Regions from separate parts of the Homo sapiens genome. Here region 2 is linked to region 1. The links are chromatin loops, found by intact Hi-C in ENCODE. Cell type or tissue: heart right ventricle. All regions are shown on one strand. Links, peaks and the distances in the headings refer to the core of each region. The heading gives the core; the rest is flanking DNA. Region 1 has its middle 51 kb from the start of BANF2. Region 2 has its middle 5.3 kb from the start of RRBP1.

Region 1 (5,376 bases), core at 325-5,324:
AGTCTTGAAGATAAGGGGGCAGGCGTACAAGACGAGGTCTGAGAAAGAGACAGGCACAGGTCACATGGGACCCAGTGAAGCCTCAGAGAGCTTGAATTTTACTCCAAGTGCAATGAAAGGGTGTTGCAGTTTTAAAGATGTGACTGCATCATCTAATTTGGTTTTTAAATAATTCTTCTGGCTGCTGGGCAGCGGACCAAAGGCCTAGGGTAGGGAGGGGAGTAGAAGGGAAGGTGTGGAAACAGGGCTGGTGGAGAAAAGTTGTCCTCTTCCAACTAGAAGTAGTGTGTGGCATGAGCTATGGAGGTGGGAAGATGGTCGGTACATTCTGGAGTTGGTGTGGACAGGACTAATGTTGAACAGGACATGGGTGGGACAGGAGGGGAGACTACAACTTTAGGGTTGACAAACATAATCACTTCTGCGCTGAGCTATTGGTAATTTCCCAAAAAGGGGCTGTCACTTGTCACCCCTTCATCCTCCATGGCCTGCCTGGGATATTAGGACAGTGCCTTGAGACCTTCCTGGGGAGGCAGCACCCTCACCATCACACAGACTTTTTGGAACAGGGGCCAAGCTTCTCTCCATGGGCACCCCAGATTCTTGAGGTTGAGGGAGAGATACGTAGTGTGAGAGACTATTTCTGGGGATTCTGAGTGCCTGCATGAACAGAGTACTCCATGGTCCCTCCCCAGTCCCCAGCCCCTGGAGAGGCACTGCATTCTGCAGCCCAAGTGTCTGCAAATCCTGGCAAAGGGAACTTCAACAGACCTCAGAATTGTCCTTTTTTTGTAAGTCTCTGAAAGCCCCTGGATGATTGGAATTTTTGAAGCAAGCTTACATGGTACAGGACTGATGTATTAGTAGTGATATCAGACCTTCTGCTCCCAGGTGAGTGGACCCATTGGGCACTTACTGGCATAGTGCTGCCCCGATTCCAGGTACTGGGGCTATCTTCACAGCCCCATTACAAACCCAACATTGTAAGTAAGTACCCCCATTTTTCTAAGAGATGGCTTAAGTATTTTTTTCTATGTCTTTTCTCATTCCCCTGGTTCCCCACTTCCTACTTAGCCGTTTAGAAATGCAAATATATCCTTTTTCCTCCCCTTCACCAGACTCCCTACAGGGCAAATTCATCTACATGCTCCAAGACAGAACTCTTGAGAGTTAACAGTCAATTTACAAACCAAAGCATGCCCCTTAAGAAACTCTCACCCTCCAGGAGGTTGCCTCAAAAGAGAACAGCCTGCCCATTAGGGCACCAGCAGTGACCAGCTCAACCACCTGGTACCACCACCAGCTCAACCACCTAGACACCAAGCTAACACTCGGACCCCTCACCTTGCCTGCTTCCTCCTCTGCCTTTAAAACAAATTTTTTTTTTTTTTTTTTTTTTGGCAGACAGGTTCTCACTCTGTCACCCAGGCTGGAGTGCCCTGGTGCGATCTCCACTTACTGCAATCTCCACCTCCTAGGCTCAAGCAATCTTGCAACCTCAACCTCGCAAATAGCTGGGACTACAAGTGCACACCACCGCACTCGGCTAATTTTTTGTATTTTTTGTAGAGATGGGGTTTCATGATGTTGCCCAGGCTGGTCTCAAACTCCTGAGCTCAAGCAATCCGCCTGCCTCAGCATTCCAAAGCTCTGGGATTACAGGTGTGAGCCACCATGCCCAGCCCCTCCCCTGCCTTTTAAAAGTGCCCACTTTCTGTTCCAAAAATGAAGTGATACATTCAAAGGCAAGGTGGACACCAGTGCTTCTTCCCGTAAGCTAGCTTTGAAAATAAATCAATTTCTTTATAGCGGACCTCGCTCTTATTCAATGGACTCTGCAGGCAGCAAGCGACTGTCCCACCAGCCTTTTAGTTACAATGCGGATGTCCCTTTCCGTCTTTTACAGCCACACGTTAAGATTTTTAACAATGAAGACCATATTTCTAAATGCAAATTAAAACTGAAAAATGTGGGTATGGTGGCACACACCTATAATCCCGGCTGCTCCGGAGGCTGAGGCGGAAGGATCACTTGAGCCCAGGAGTTTGAAGCTGCAGTGAGCCATGATTGCATCACTGAGCCTGGGGTCACAGAGCAAGACTCTGCCTCTAAAAAAATTAAAATTTAACTTTAAAAATCCTGAAAAATTTAATGCTACTACACCTCCCCCAGAATTGATAAGACTAAAAAGACTGACCCACCCAGTGTCGATAAGGATTTGGGGCAAGCAGACTTCCCGTACATGGCTGGCAGGAGTATAAATTGGTCCAACCATGTTGGGCATCTGTTTGGCAGTGTCCAATGAAATTAACATACATATGCTTTGTTACTCAGCAATCCCACTTTGAAGTACACCCAAGAGAAACGAGAGCATGTGTTTACCAAAAGACACGTACAAGAATATGCTTAGCAGCACTATCTGTCATAGCCAATGAGTAGTCTATTCATACAATGGAATACTATACAGCCACGAGAAAGAATGAATTATTACTGCACACAATATCATGGATGAATCACACCAACATAACATGGAAAGGAGCCAGACACAGAACTGCACATATTTTACACATCCATTTATATAAAGTTCATAAATAGACTAAACGCTCTCTGCTGCTAGATGTCAGCTGTGGGAAAGTGGACCCGTCTGAGACGGGGCCCGAGGGGCCTGCCAGTAATGTCCTGTTCTTTACCTGGGTGGTAGTTAAGTGGCTGTGGTCACTTCTGAAAATTCATCACACTGTTCGCCAATAATTTGTGCATCTTTCTGTGGGTATTACACTTCAACAGAGTTTTGTAAGAGACCATATTCCATAACTCAGTCACTCAAATGGATCTTCAGAAGACTTGTTGAGAATGGATCAAATGGGTCGTCACCATGTTGAGAATAGTATAGAGAACCACTTGGGGCTCTAGTGGCCATTCCAAAGGAGGAATTCCAGAATGTTCTGAGCCAGGAGTGGGTAACCTCAGTAGTGGCTGGGCCCCCAGGGGCCTGGGTGGACAACATCCTTATGGGGAGTGAGAGAGAAGCCCTTTGGTCTAAGGAGGGGCCTGCTTGCCTGTGGGTGACCCCGAGCAGCTCTGATTTTGCTTCCTTTGCTGAGGGCCCAACCCTGAGGCCATTAATTATGGGGCATTGTTTGTCCATTGACTTATGGACACTTTAAAAACATAACTGTATTAGGTTTGGGAATTTTGATCCTGTGCCTGCCCTGGAAGCCTAAGGAGACTGGCCGGAAGTGTTACACAATGGGGAGGTTCCCGAGAGGTCCCCGCGGCTTTGCCGGACTCAGCCAGCCAAGGGATTTCCCTGCTTCCCGTGGGTTCTTCCTCTCCCGCCCCATCGCTTGGGTCACATTGTGGCTGTTCAGGAAACTGCCTGCTTTCAGGAGCACCAGGGGGCTGCCGTCCTTGTTTGGGCATGAGAGTTTGATCCCTGGCAGGTCCTGGTGAGGTCACAGCACCTGAGTCTGTCCCATGGGCAGTCAGGGTCTGGAAGTTGGGTGGGCCACTGGGGGTCCCTGGAGGGCTCCACCCTGTGTGAGCCCTGGGAAGCTTTGCACGCCTCCCAGAAACAAACCTTTGCTCACCCCAGTCACGAGCGAATTTTTCTCTCAGGGTCAACCTCTTCCAGGTTTCACCACAAGGCAGAACAAACAACCCTTGAGGCAGTTGTCTTTCTAGTTTGCTCCAGAGCTGAGTCAAGAAGGAACAGCTGACGGGGACTTAGTAGAACACCAGAGCTCCCACTGATGGCCGGGGAAGAGGGTCGGATGGCTGGGCAGTAGAGGCCCCCAGCTCTCAGTGCTGGCCATTGGCTTGATTCAACACTTACTTATTGCATGCCTACTCATACTAGGCACAGGGCCAGGCCCTAGTGATTAATTTGAATGGGTTGACATAATAAAATAAGTACATTTTAAAATTATATTAGAAGATGATAAGGGCTACTGTGAAGAAAAAACATTTTATAAAGCTGGTAGAGGAGATAGGGGCGGTGTTTTTAATGAGAGGGCCTCCTGCGAAAGTGTAAGCAGAGTCTTAAAGGGTGAGTGAGCTGGGTGGAGGCTGGGGAAGGCTGCTCCAGGCACAGGAGGAGCCGTGCAGAGGCTGGGAGGCCTCTCTGCCAACAAGCGGCTCTGGTGTGTTTAAGGACCAACAAGGGGCCGGTATGGCCAGGGTGGAGAGGAGATGAGAGAAGGAATAGGTCCAGATTGTGCAGGGTCTTCCAGACCATCTTAAGAAATTTGGTTTTACTCTGAGATGGGGTAGGATGTCATCAGACTAACATGAAGCCAGTCCCCAGGTTGGTGACTAGAAAAACCAGCTGCAGTAAGAATCAAAAGTCTTAAAAATGTTTCTGCCTTCTTATTCAGTTAAATGCATTCTTAGGCATCTTCCTTAAAAGAAGAATGGAAAATATTGCAAAGATTTCTGTTTTAGAATTCACTCATTCATTTTTTAAAAAATACGTATATAGCTGCTCATAAAAGCTTTGATTGTAATGGTGAAAAAACTGAAAGCCAAAAAGTCAAAAAGAGAAGGCACAAATCAACACATTATTGGACACAAATTTGATGGATTGTTATACACATAGCCGTTAAAAACCATTTTTCAGGCTGGGTGAGGTGGCTCACGCCTGTAATCCCAGTACTTTGGGAGGCCAAGGTGGGCAGAACATCTGAGGTCAGGAGTTCGAGACCAGCCTGGCCAACATGGTGAAACCCCGTCTATACTAAAAATACAAAAATAAGCCTGGTGTGGTGGTGTGCGCCTGAAGTCCCAGCTACTCGGGAAGCTGGGGCAGGAGAATCACTTGAACCTGGGAGGCAGAAGTTGCAGTGAGCCGAGATAGGGCCACTGCACTCCAGCCTGGGCGACAGAGCGAGACTCCATCTTAAAAAAAAAAAAAAAAAAAAAAAAAACAGCCATTTTTCCAAAAAGATTTAATGATGAGGGAAAATGTTTAAAGCATACAAATGAAAGAAACAGGATAACTTATGTTTGATAAGATCATTTTTAAAATTTTAAAATTTTATTTATTTATTAAATTATTTTTTTGAGACGTCTCTCTGTCCCCCAGGCTGGAGTGCAGTGGCGTGATCTTGGCTCACTGCATCATCTGCCTCCTGGGTTCAAGCGATTCTTCTGCCTCAGCCTCCTAAGTAGCTCGAATTACAGGCATGCGCCACCATGCCCAGCTAAATTTTTTTGCATTTTTTAGTAGAGACAGGATTTCACCATGTTAGCCAGGCTGGTCTCGAACTCCTAGCTTCAGGTGATCTGCCCGCCTTGGCCTCCCAAGTGTTGAGATTACAGGCATGAGCCACTGCGCCCAGCCTCTCAATTTGCTTTTGAAAATATACAGCATACATG
Region 2 (5,376 bases), core at 222-5,221, 64 kb after region 1:
CTGTAAATGTGAAGGCTTCAGCAAGCAACTGTACTTCTCTAAACGTCAGCTCCTCACCTGTGAACTGAGGATAATAATAATAATGGTTATAGTAACAATTATTACAAAGCACTTTACAAACAGAAAAGTGTCAGATAAATATCATTCACCTATTATTTTGGTTTTTCTTGTTTTCTCTGGGGACTCACCACCAGCCACTAAGTCAATCATTGTCATTTTTTGCAAAAACTCCTATCTGTAAGCTCACTTCTAACATTACGCACAGAACAAACCAAATATTCTTCTCCCAAGTTCTCTTTTACTACCACTTGCAGCCACAAAAATTGGCAACTTGGGTTCACACTTACATCTATTTCCTTTGTGTATATTTTATTTTTGTTTTGACAATTACTATAGTCTATAGAGATTTTTGTTGTGTAACAACATTGCTCTGGTTTTGAGTAAAACTATTGCAGAATTTTAATTGTCTGGGATATCACATAGGTCCTCTGATTTAAATTTTGCAAAAGTGCGTGATACATGTGCTGACTATGCAATGGAAGGCTCTCCATTCTGTTTTTTGCTTTTTGGTTTTTTTTAGACAGAGTCTCACTCTGTTACTCAGGCTGGAGTACAATGGTGCAATCTCAGATCACTGCAACCTCTACCTCCCAAGTTCAAGTTATTCTCCTGCCTCAGCCTCCTGAGTAGCTGAGATTACAGGCGCCCACCACAATGCCTAGCTAATTTTCTTTATTTTTAGTAGAGAGGGGGTTTCACCATGTTGGCCAGGCCGGTCTCGAGCTCCTAACCTCAGGTGATCCCCCCACCTTGGCCTCCCAAAGTGCTGGGATTACAGGCGTGAGTCACTGTGCCCAGCCTCTATTCTGTTTTAAAACTCTAAGTCAGTGTTTAAAGAAGCTCAAACGGTCCTACACTCATTTATTCATTTGTTCATTCATTAAATAAATATTTATGAGTTTTGGAGCAGACACTGTTGGCACCTTGCCCACATCCCCTCTGCCATTCCTGTGCATATCAACAGCCTGTGATTGCAAACACCAGCAACCTTCTTCCTAAGTGCTTTCTCTGAGGTGTGGGCTGGAAATACCAGAGAGCTAATGCCTCCAGGAGCAGCCTTCAACCAGTGATGAATAGGAATTGGTGAATAAGTACTCTGCTTCCTTGCTTCTCAGTTTGGAAGCAAGAGAGTTCCTCAATGGTATTACACGTCAGCTGTTCACAGTGGTAACTTGCTGTTGATGCACTGTTCACTGACTTCCTTACATTCCCTGTCTTACTTCCCCACTTCTCTACTGGTAATTCCTGGGATCACCTTCCAACTGCTTTCACTCCAACACTTTTTCTCAGGGTCTGCTTCTGGGGAGATCTAACCCAGGTAGGGAGAATTCTTACCAGGACAAAGGCATTGGACTAGGTGTTCATAATTAAACATTGGGTAGAGCCACTGACCCTAATGAATCCACAGTTCAGACAGGGAGATGATATGGGTGCAGAAATGCCAACATGAACATGCACATCTCATTTTTCTAACATTTAAAAATCCTGCTGGGTCTCTCTCTCTCTCTTTCCCATGCACTCAGGCATGCATGTGCACATGCACACACACACACACAGATACACACACACACACACTCCACTCTGATCCACATGACTATTGTATCTAGTGGTATGGTAGAGCCAGCCTGCTTATGACAGCTGATTGTTACATTTTTAGGAATTTTTCCAGCAGTTGGTTAAACATGGTCATTATTAAAAATTAAATTATATAAACTTAAAATGAAATAGATCATATTAAAAACAAAGGTAATAAATACTCAAAACCATCACTTCCTAATTAGTACATTGTACTACTATCTATACTCTTGGAATGATTTGTGTCTCTCATATTTTTATGGTAGAAATAGTAGACAGTGGTGTGCTACTGCAAATTTCTTCCCATCTTTGCCTTCAATGACTCCATAGCTTGAAATCAATTGGCTCTGATGGGAATATTTACACCACAGAAATTGGCAGATGCTGTAAATCAGGGAGTGCCCCCATCCCCATCTGCACCTGAGAGCCAGTTGTTAAATATTTACCAGCACATCATCCACCATGTCTTGCCTGGAATCTCGGAACAGTCTCCTAATTTGAGTCCTGAATCCTCCATTACACTGTCCAATCTATCCTGCACATTGCTGCTAAAGTGATCTTTGAAAATGCACATCAGATTGCATCATTCTTCTGCTTAAATCTCCCACCCAACCTCAGCTTCCCATGGTATCCTCAGGCCTCCGTGGTCTGGGACCTTCCTGCCTGCAGACCCCCTTCCTTTCTCTCCCTTCCATTTGCCCATGAGCTCCAGCCACACAACCTTCTTTCTGTTCCCTGAACCAGCTGCGAAGATCCTCCCTGACCCAGGATTTTTGCACTTACCCTTCCTTTTCCCAAGACAAGATCAGCTTCTTTTCGTCATTTAAGTCTCAGGTCAACCATCACCTCCTCAGAGAGGCTTTCTCTGTCCATCTTCTTCACATCCACTGCGCTCCCCCTCTCCAAATCCCCATCCCTCTCCATCACCTGAGCCCATTCTCATTTCCTTGTAGCCCATTGCACCACTTCAATTCTTCTTACTTATTTATTGGTTGCTTTGTCTACTATCTCTCTTCCCACTAGAATGTGAGCTCCGTGAGAGAAGACCCTTCCTTTGTTCGTGGCTCTCTCCCCAGCACCTAGAACAGTGACTGACACTTAGTGGGTCCTCAGCTGGATTCATCTGTCGGATGAATGGATGTACATTCCTTCTACCTTCTCCACTCCCATTCATTTCTTAGCCCTCCACGATCTGGTGGTGTCCTTACCAAATACCCCTCCTCTAAAGCTGTTTCCCCAAGGTCCCTGGTGACTCCTGAGTTGCCATGTGCCCCGGTCTTCATCTTGCTGGATTTTTAGGCTACATTTAACAGTGCTTACCATCCCCAATTCTTGAAACTCTCTTCCCTTGCTGAGGCCATCCTCACCTGATTTACCTTTTCCATCTCTCCTTCTTGGACTCAGTAGTTGATTGCATCACTGGTGCCATTGCTTTACCCTTCCCTGTATTTCCCCGCCCCTTGAATCTGGGCTCACCTATCCAATACACCTTGTATATGTATTTCTGCTTATTTTCTTTTCCTTCAACCATCACCGTGAGAAGGGAATGCCCCTTATAGCTTGCTGATCACAGGAAGAGGGGGTGAGCCAGGTGCAGCAGAGCTTGTAAGGTGCCCCAGCCAAGCCCAGGCTGGAGGTGAGCTCTCAGGCCACCCAGAGACCTATGAGTGAGCCAACCAAGATCAGCCAAGCCTCAGCTGACCCACAGATGTGTGAGCTCTGATAAGAAACCATACTTGTTTTAAGCCACTGAGTTTGGGAGTGGTTTGTTACATAGCAAAAGCTGATTGATACATACTCTTTTGTGGGTTTTTTCCTTTCTCTGTTCAGGACTCAAGCATTTTCTCCTGTTCCCATCCACATGCAACTCCCACCCTATCCACTGGTTATAGTCATTGCTGTCCTTGGGTCTGAACCTCCAAGGGTATGCTTAGGTTTCCTAATTGCATCACTGACCCTGACAACAACCCCTGAGCCTCAGACCTACGGAAACATTGTCTCCACCTGGACTTGCCTTAGGCTCCTGAAATCCAACATGTCAAAATACAATACAACATTTCCCCCAGCTTCTGTCCCCAATCTGTTCATTCTTTTGTGTGCCTTGCCCCAGCAGTGACACCACCATGCTCCCTATCACTCAGGCCAGAAACAGGGCTCATGGGTAACCCCTCTCTCCTTCACTCCTGCTGGTCTCTAAGCCTCACTTGCTACTACTTCATGTCCTAATACCCCTCCTGAAGGACCTTGCACCTCCTACCCCTGCCACTGCCCCATTCCAGCCCTTGTCACCTCTCACCTGAGCTATTGTGGGTCTTATAACCCTGTGGGCCCCAAACCTAGCATCCACCCAAAATATAGAACGTCAAAGGAGTCATCACAGCTGTCATCAATCACAAACCCTTCCTTGAGTTGCTACTCTCAAAGGATTAGGCTCAAATCTTGCCCCTTCTATAGGCACAGCACACCTTCCACGACCTGGCGCTGAATGCAAGAGTTATTGCCATGAGCCTTGGGGACCAATGTAACTCCTCCGACGAGCCCTGTGACATGGGCAGGTTCCTTGCTCTCTCTGTGCCTCGGTTTCCTCATCTCTAAAATGGAAATAATAACTCTACCTCCCTTATAGGGTTGTACTGAGGGTTAAATAACTTTACGTATTTGTAGCGTGTCTCAAATGGTACCTGGCACAAGAAACCTAAACATGTTCTCTATTATCACAGTGGCTTTTATTTTCACATGATATTTTATTGTACTTGTCATTTATCATCCTTTCATAGTTGTTTGACAAAGCAAAATCTCTTTTTAAACTGTGAGATATAATATATTCCCATCTTCCTGTCTAGTCTTTCGGATAATATTTGCAATTTATTGTCATGAGTTAATGGACCATATTAGGTAATTATTCTTGTATGTTTAATTTTTTTCTAATAATAATGCTTTGTTTTTAATACACAACTAAAACCAAATACATCCTTTTTTTGAGTCAGGTTGATTGAAGCATAATTTGCTTCCAAGCCAAATGTACTCTTTTTAAGAGTGTACAATCCTATGAGTTTTACCACAGCCATCACTATAATCAAGATATGAAACATCTGCACCACCCCAGGGAAGTTCCCTGTTTCCCTTATGATCACCTGTGTAGAACCAGCTCTTCCCAGCCTCTCCCTCGCCCTTCAGGCTTTGCCAACAACTGAGTTGTTCAACAGATAAACTGAGATGATGTGATCTCAGATCATCCTCTCCCTCCACCTCCCCCTCTCCTCCTTCTCTTTCTCTGTCTTCTTCTTCTTCCCCTTCCCCTTCCCCTTCCCCTTCTCCTTCTCCTTCTCCTTCTTCTTCTTCTTCTTCTTTCTTCCAACCTGGAACTCTTGGGCTCAAGCAGTCCTGGGGCTAGCTGGAGCTGCATGGGCACACCACCACACCTGGCTAACATCATGCCTTACTTTGCCCATGCTATTCCTCGCCAGTGTGCCCTTTTTGGCCTGGCTACCTCCCACTTCTTCACACCTCTGCTGTCAGCCTCTGCTCCCCTCAGGGTGGGGTAACTCCCCCGGCTGGGGGCTCCCAGACTGCTGACTTTGTGTTGAAATGACCTGTTCCCATCTGAGAGCCCCAGCCTGGAGGCTGGACTGTGGGATGGGCTTTCTCGTGCTGCTGGAGGGCTGCATGATTTAGCAGAAGACTTGAGCCTGGGGGGATGCCTCTCACTCCCACCACAGGCAACCCTTGTCCATCTAGTCC

Evidence for each region. Hi-C counts contacts between places; a loop is a spot of excess contacts. Peaks named below come from ENCODE experiments on the same cell type or tissue, not always from the same donor. Only the 100,000 strongest peaks of a DNase experiment are listed, where the experiment ranks them.
Region 2: a loop joins it to region 1, with 2.4 times the contacts of the local background. A loop is called at or near these places in 9 of 110 quality-filtered maps.

The regions. Positions count from the first base shown.
Region 1 is chr20:17,748,519-17,753,894 of GRCh38, reverse strand. No RefSeq gene overlaps it. Among named protein-coding and RNA genes, the nearest start is that of BANF2, 51 kb to the right of the region's middle. RefSeq lists enhancers at 766-1,471, 2,797-3,349. In heart right ventricle, for the core only: no CTCF peak of the experiment used is centred there; a DNase peak (open chromatin) is centred at 3,304; H3K27ac peaks cover 1,010 bases.
Region 2 is chr20:17,684,829-17,690,204 of GRCh38, reverse strand. No RefSeq gene overlaps it. Among named protein-coding and RNA genes, the nearest start is that of RRBP1, 5.3 kb to the right of the region's middle. In heart right ventricle, for the core only: no CTCF peak of the experiment used is centred there; no DNase peak of the experiment used is centred there.